2 separate regions of the Homo sapiens genome follow, and region 1 is linked to region 2. Evidence: chromatin contacts called from ENCODE Hi-C or POLR2A ChIA-PET data. All regions are on one chromosome and are shown on one strand. Each heading gives the region's core, a stretch centred on a gene start or an enhancer-like site at or near the end of the contact. The rest is flanking DNA. Distances are from core to core; before and after follow the strand shown. Region 1 overlaps DNMT3B (DNA methyltransferase 3 beta). Region 2 overlaps COMMD7 (COMM domain containing 7).

Region 1 (3,339 bases), core at 294-2,793, 55 kb before region 2:
ACTTTTTAATTTTACATAATATGGCTCCCATTCTATAAATGGGATTTTGTAAAACCCATTTGTATTTCTATTCCATCTACACAGAAAATCTTAATGGACATGGTTAAATTTGACTCTGACCCTAGGAAAGAAAATTGTACAGCCATTAAAAATCTTAAGGACCCTTTAGTGACAAAATGACATCAGACAGTGCTTACAGTATTAATATTAATAAAGGGGAAAGCAGGAATCCAACTAGTGTTCAGAAAAATCTGGAAGGATGTGCAACCCAACGTTAACCTGGAGGGTATTTGTGAGGGTGGGATGTGAGGGGAGAGTGGGGAGGGAGTTCAGATTGACTTTTCAAGAAATTTGATTCTTTTCCAGTGACCATTTTATATGCAAAGAAATCAGAAGAAAGTGCATAGAAAACAGGGCACAGTCAAAAGACAGGAAGGAAATACCGTATTTCCTTGATTCTAATTTCCTACTGCCTGCACGACGCACCTTCGACTTATTAACCACTTTTGAGGGGAAAACAAAACAAAACAGAAAAAACATTACATTAAATGTATGGACTGTTTTCTTTTTTGAGACAAGGTCTTGCTCTGTCACCCAGGCTTGAATGCAGTGGTGCGATCTCGGCGCACTGCAACCTCTGCCTCCTGGGCTCAAGCCAATTCTCCCACCTCAGCCTCCCGGGTAGCTGGGACCACAGGCACATGCCAAGCACACCAGGCTAATTTTTCTATTTTTCACCATGTTGTCCAGGTGATCGCCTCAAGTGATCCACTCGCCTCAGCCTCCCAGAGTGCTGCGATTACAGGCATGAGCCACTAGGCCTGGCCTTTAAATCTATGGATTGTAAGACAAGTCCTGGATTTCTAGAAACCAGAGTTATCTTATAATGGGAGAAATATGGTACTGGTCAAAATGTTAGCAGGTGGCATATTCTTCTTTAACACTTTCCAATTTTCTCAAATGAGCATAGCTTAACTATTTTTTCCTTTAATAAAAAAGGTGCTAGTCAACACTGCATCCTGACTTCAAGACAGATGTCAGATTCAATACAAATTATATGCACGTGACCATCAGCAAGAAAGTGGCCGGGGAAGCCAGATAGAGCTGGCACAGCCTTCGTATGCCTGCTCCTATTTTTCCAACATTCAGAGTTGAGACCAGCTGCTAGAAAGCTGGGTGGGGTGTGGGGCAGCAGGGGTGGCTGACTCTCCCAAGAAGTGGTCCCACCAGCAGAGGCAGCGGGTGCTGCCATGGGGACTCATTCCCACCTGGTTGCGTGTTGTTGGGTTTGAGGCCCTCGATCCCAGTGGGCTTGAAGCCCCCGTGGGCCCACTCCAACATGGGCTTCAGCTGGTCCTCCAATGAGTCTCCAGGGCTGCTGGGGAAGGTCTTGCCAGCTCGCACCCTAGCTTTCTGCAAAGGCAGAGTCTGTGATGAATGGGGGGGTGGGGAGGAGGTGCTCGCCAGGCCACACCCAGGGATTCCCCCAGCCAGGGCCTACATTCCCCTTCACACTGGGCCCTTTCATAGCCAGACAGCTGTCCTGGGCTGTGGTATGTGACAGAGGAAGGAGGGGCCTGTGCAGGGAGAGGCCTCGGAAGGGGGGTTGTGGTTAAATCTTTTCATGCAGGCACCAAATAGGATCTCTTCCCCCTAGGGAATGTCAGTGGTCACCTCCCACTCAAAAGGCAGACATATCAGAATTAACTCTACCACCAAGATATAGAAGCCCCAGCCAGCACTATCTCATCTCCTCTGTATCTTATATAAGGCGGCACTAGATTTCTTGTTTTATCTCCCTAAAGATGGGGACATTAACTTGTGTCCTACATGAAGGACCAAGGATTTCAGTGTCTAATGAAGCCTTTAGCAATGAGAAGAGGTTGGCTCTTAAATGCTGAACAAAGGTGGGGGGAAAAAATCAAGGTGAAGGGAGAAACAGGGTATAATGGTTCATAGGGGATAAGACGGCCCACAGATAGAAGACAGCTGGCCTCCACTGCTGTCTTGCTGTGAACTCCAACCCTCATAAGAAGGCTCTGAGGTCTCTGGAAAAGCACATTCACTGATACGAATATTGCACCCCTAACTGCCCGTGCTCTTTCCTTCTGATTCAGTTAGTGGTCCCAATAAGTGGCAGCTGGGATGTCTCAAATCCCTTTGTTGGGAGGCCCAATCCGGTGGCCATCATGTTATGTTGTCATTTACCTCCTCCCTGGCCACCCTGTCCCCTCCAAACCACCCTTGGCAACACTGAGCTAGGTTTCTGTGGGTCTCTTGCTTCATCCCTGCTCTCAGGGCTTAGCCCTCATTCCCTCATCCCATGTTACCTCCAGAGCATGGTACATGGCTTTTCGATAGGAGACGAGCTTATTGAAGGTGGCCAAATTAAAGTGCTGGCTGAACAGCCCCAGTGCCACCAGTTTGTCTGCAGAGACCTAAAAGAGAAAGACATCATCAACATCCACCTACAGGTGTGTCCCAGGTGCCATGTCTATCACAATGTTGTCCATCAGATGCAGAAGATTTTCACACACTTTAACCAAGAGACCATTCCTGGGGATAAAGTCCACAGACATCTATTTGAAAGGAAGGAAAGAAAAAAGCAGAAAAATAGAAATGGCAGAGTCTCAACACACAGATATCCAGAACCTTGTTAGGTACGACACTTCCACTGTGGAAAAGGAGGATACTCTGAATGAAGGCAATTAGGCGAACCCTGTGTTTGTATACATTTTCCAAGCAGGTGTCCCTGGTGTGGACCCCTGAGGCTCAGTCCTAATATTCTCTGTGGCTGCTCCAGCATTGAGGGTTTGCACATATTCCTTCTTTCCTAAGCATGATAATTGTTTACTCTTTACCCTTTTATTAAAATGAGTTCACCTAATGAATGTGTTTAGAAAACAGTGCTCGACACAGCACCTTTCACTTGTTGTGATTATTTAACTTTAGTTCTTGTGATTTAATCCATATTCCACAAGTCTCCTGATGTACCAAGTCCCTGGACCAAGCATGAACTGACTGAGTTGCCAGTGAGAGAGAAAATGGCCATTCAGGGATGCTAATCAGAACTGAAAGGCCAGACGTAGTGGCTCAGGCCTATATTCCCAGCACTTTGGGAGTGGGAGTTGAGAGGATCGCTTGAGCCCAGGAGTTCGACTAGCCTGGACAACACAGCAAGACCCCATCTCTACAAAAACTTTTAAGAGCCAAACACAGTGGTGTGCACCTGCAGTCTCAGCTGCTCTGTTAAGGCAGAAGGATTGCTTGAGCCCAGGTGATTGAGGCTGCAGTGAGCCAAGACAGTGCCACTGCACTCCAGCCTGGGTGACAGTGAGG
Region 2 (3,548 bases), core at 541-3,040:
TGGTGCAATCTCGACTCACTGCAAGCTCCACCTCCCGGGTTCACGCCATTCTCCTGCCTCAGCCTTCCGAGTAGCTGGGAGTACAGGCACCCGCCACTACTCCCTGCTAATTTTTTGTATTTTTAGTAGAGATGGGGTTTCACCGCTTTAGTGAGGATGGTCTTTATCTCCTGACCTCGTGATCCGCCCGCCTCAGCCTCCCAAAGTGCTGGGATTACAGGCGTGAGACACCGCGCCCAGCTTATGTATGTTAACTAATTGAGTCCTTGCAATCACTTTTATAGGTAGTTGCTGTTATTATTTTAAATTGAGACAGGGTCTCCCTATGTTGTCTAGGCTTGTCTTGAACTCATGGTCTCTGGTGATCCATCTTGGCCTCCCAAGGTGATGGAATTACAGGCATGAGCCACTGCACCCAGCCACTTATTATTATTCACATTTTACAGACGAAGAAACTGAATCACAGAGCAGTGAAATGAACATAGCTATTATACGATATTAATATATTGAGCATGCACCATGTGGCCAGGCACCATTTTAAATGTATGCATAACAACTCTAAAAGGAAGGCACTATTATTATTCCCATTTTACAGTTAAGAAAGATGGTTCAGAGAAATAAATTGACCTGTTTAAAGTCATGTAGACAGGAGTTCAAGACTAGCCTAAGCAACGTAGCAAGACTCCATCTCTACAATAAGATAAAAAATTAGCCAGGCATGGTGGCACACACCTGTAGTCCCAGCTACTCCAGAGGCTTAGGTGGGAGGATCACTTGAGTCAGAAATTGGAGGCTGCGGTTAGCTATGATTATGCCACTGCACTCCAGCCCAGAGAACAGACCAGACCCTGTTTCAAATAAATAAGTAAATAAAATCATGCAGAAAGCCAGGCAAGGTGGCTCATGCCTGTAATCAAGCACTTTGGGAGGTAGAGGTAGGGGGATCACTTGAGGCCAGGAGTTCAAGACTAGCCTGAGCAACATAGCAAGACCCCATCTCTAGGAAAACATTTTTTTTCCTTTGAGATAGTCTCAATATTGCCCAGGCTGTAGTGCAATGGCATGATCTTGGCTTACTGCAACCTCCGCCTCCTAGGTTCAAGTGATTCTCCTGCCTCAGCCTCCCAAGTAGCTGGGACTACAGGCGTGCACCACCATGCCCGGCTCATGTTTGTATTCTTAATAGAGATGAGGTTTCACCATGTTGGCTAAGCTGGTCTCCAACTCCTGACCTTGTAACCTGCCCACCTCGGCCTCCCAAAGTGTTGGGATTATAGGCGTGAGCCACCGTACCTGGCCAAAAGTTTTAAAAATTAGCTGAGAGTGGTGGTATGTGCCTGTAGTTCTAGCTACTTAAGTGGCTGAGGCAGGAGAATCCCTTAAGCCCAGAAGTTTGAGGCTGCAGTGAGCTATGACCATGGCATTGCACTCCAGCCTGGGTCAGAAAATGCGACCCTGTCTCAAGAAAATAAATAAATAATGTCAGGCAGCCAGGAAGTGATGGAGCCAGGAATTTAGGATCACGTGTTTGGCTTCAAAGCCTATGGTGGTAGCTTAGCTTTTACTTGTTAATGTATCAGTGTTCTCTGGAAGATATCCATTTGGAGAATAAAAAAAGATTCTGCTACTAACAAAGTTTTTTTCTTTTTTTTTTTTTTAAGATACTGGATTGTATGATCTGTAAAATTACCTCCAGCTTGGTATTCGTAGAAAATACAAACCACTTCCTTTGAGATCAGCACTTGACTCATTTTCTTTTTTTTTTTTTAAGACAGGACCTCACTCTGTTGCCAAGGCTGGAGAGCAGTGTTACAATAATGGCTCACTGCAGTCTTGAACTCCTGGGCTCAAGGAGTCCTCCTGCCTCAGCCTCTTGAGTAGCTGGAACCACAGGCATGTGCCACCACACCAGGCTAATTTTTTATTTTTTAATTTTTTTTATAGCAACACGGTCACTGTTTGTTGCCTAGGTTGGTCTGGGCCTCCTGGCCTTAAGGGATCCTCCCACCTCAGCCTCCCAAAGTGCTGGGATTATAGGTGTGAGCCATTACACCCAGAGTTGACTCATTTTCTTTTCTTTCTTTCGTTTTTTTAAATTTGAGACAGGGTCTCATTCTATCACCCAGGCTGGAGTGCAGCCTCGACCTCCCAGGCTCAAGTGATCCTCCTACCTCAGCCTTTCTAGTAGCTGGGACTATAGGCATGTACCACCGTGCCTGGCTTATCTTTTTTTTTTGAGACGGAGTCTTGCTCTGTTGCCCAGGCTGGAGTGCAATGGCACGATCTCGGCTCACTGCAACCTCTGTCTCCCAGGTTCAAGCAATTCTCCTGCCTCAGCCTCCCGAGTAGCTGAGATTACAGGTGCCCTCCCTCACACCCAGCTAAACTTTATATATATGTATATGTATATATTTCTTTTTTTTTGAGATGGAGTCTCGCTCTGTCACCCAGGCTGGAATGCAGTGGCGCGATCTCGGCTCACTGCAAGCTCTGCCTCCTGGGTTCACACCATTCTCCTGCCTCAGCCTCCAGAGTGGCTGGGACTACAGGTGCCCGCCACTACGCCTGGCTAATTTTTTGTATTTTTAGTAGAGACGGGGTTTCACCATGTTGGTCAGGCTACTCTCGAACTCCTGACCTTAGGTGATCCACCTGCCTCAGCCTCCTAAAGTGCTGGGATTATAGGCATGAGCCATGGTGCCCAGCTCTGGCTAATTTTTGTAATTTTTGAAGAAATGGGGTTGTGCCATGTTGCCCAGGCTGGTCTAGAACTTCGGGCTCAAGTGATATACCCACTGTGGCTTCCCAAATTGCTGGGATTACAGGTGTGAGCCATCACCCCCAGGAACTGACTCATTTTCTAACCTTGAAACATACTGTAAACCTTTACCTTTATTGGTTTTTTTTGTTGTTGTTGTTTGTTTGTTTGTTTGTTTGAGTCAGAGTCTCGCTGTATCACCCAGGCTGAAGTGCAGTGGCATGATCTCAGCTCACTGCAACCTCTGCCTCCTGGGTTCAAGCGATTCTCCTGCCTCAGGCTCCTGAGTAGCTGGGATTACAGGCATGTGCCACCATGCCTGGCTAATTTTTTGTATTTTTAGTAGAGACGGGGTTTCACCGTGTTAGCCAGGATGGTCTCAATCGCCTGACCTTGTGATCCGCCGGCCTCAGCCTCCCAAAGTGCTGGGATTACAGGTGTGAGCCACCAGGCCCAGCTACCTTTATTGTTAATACAGAAACCTTAAACCTTTCTCCTAATAAGCAACTTACCTGAGTCGTTTGGCCCATTTCTCTGTCTTTTGTTGGATAATCAGACTTCTCCAAGTACCCACTCTGTTAGCTGAATTTATTTTGAATTCTAAGGTGTAGGCCTCAAGTAGTAAAACGAATCATTGTGTGAACCTTGTCTTTAACATTTATTGCTCGTTCGGTGGGTGTTTACCTGAATGCCTACATAAACCAAATAGCCACTAAACCTGGTAGGACTTAGGAATATTTGATGGTCAAGGCCTTTTGTCCTGGGGAAGTTGTGATCTTCTACAGCAGGT

Evidence for each region. A loop is a pair of places that touch in the nucleus more often than their neighbours do. ChIA-PET counts read pairs that join two places held with the same protein, here RNA polymerase II (POLR2A). Pooled maps may share reads with other maps.
Region 1: a pooled map shows a loop between it and region 2 (2.9-fold over the local background). The contact joins two enhancer-like sites. A Hi-C loop is called at or near these places in 5 of 50 pooled maps. POLR2A ChIA-PET finds 5 or more read pairs at or near these places in 6 of 52 experiments (A549, H1, OCI-LY7 and 3 more).

Annotation. Positions count from the first base shown.
Region 1 is chr20:32,790,700-32,794,038 of GRCh38, reverse strand. It overlaps DNMT3B (DNA methyltransferase 3 beta), which reads right to left. Exons shown (of 23, transcript NM_006892.4): 8 at 2,331-2,438; 9 at 1,269-1,413; 10 at 444-503. Among named protein-coding and RNA genes, the nearest start is that of MAPRE1, 28 kb to the left of the region's middle. RefSeq lists an enhancer at 2,873-3,339. Within about 2 kb of position 1,543, at least 2 of the 41 ENCODE cell types and tissues checked have a DNase peak (open chromatin) inside an H3K27ac peak, as active enhancers do.
Region 2 is chr20:32,736,058-32,739,605 of GRCh38, reverse strand. All of the region lies in intron 1 of COMMD7 (COMM domain containing 7), which reads left to right. Among named protein-coding and RNA genes, the nearest start is that of COMMD7, 5.6 kb to the left of the region's middle. RefSeq lists a silencer at 1,111-1,276 and an enhancer at 1,647-2,502. Within about 2 kb of position 1,790, at least 3 of the 41 ENCODE cell types and tissues checked have a DNase peak (open chromatin) inside an H3K27ac peak, as active enhancers do.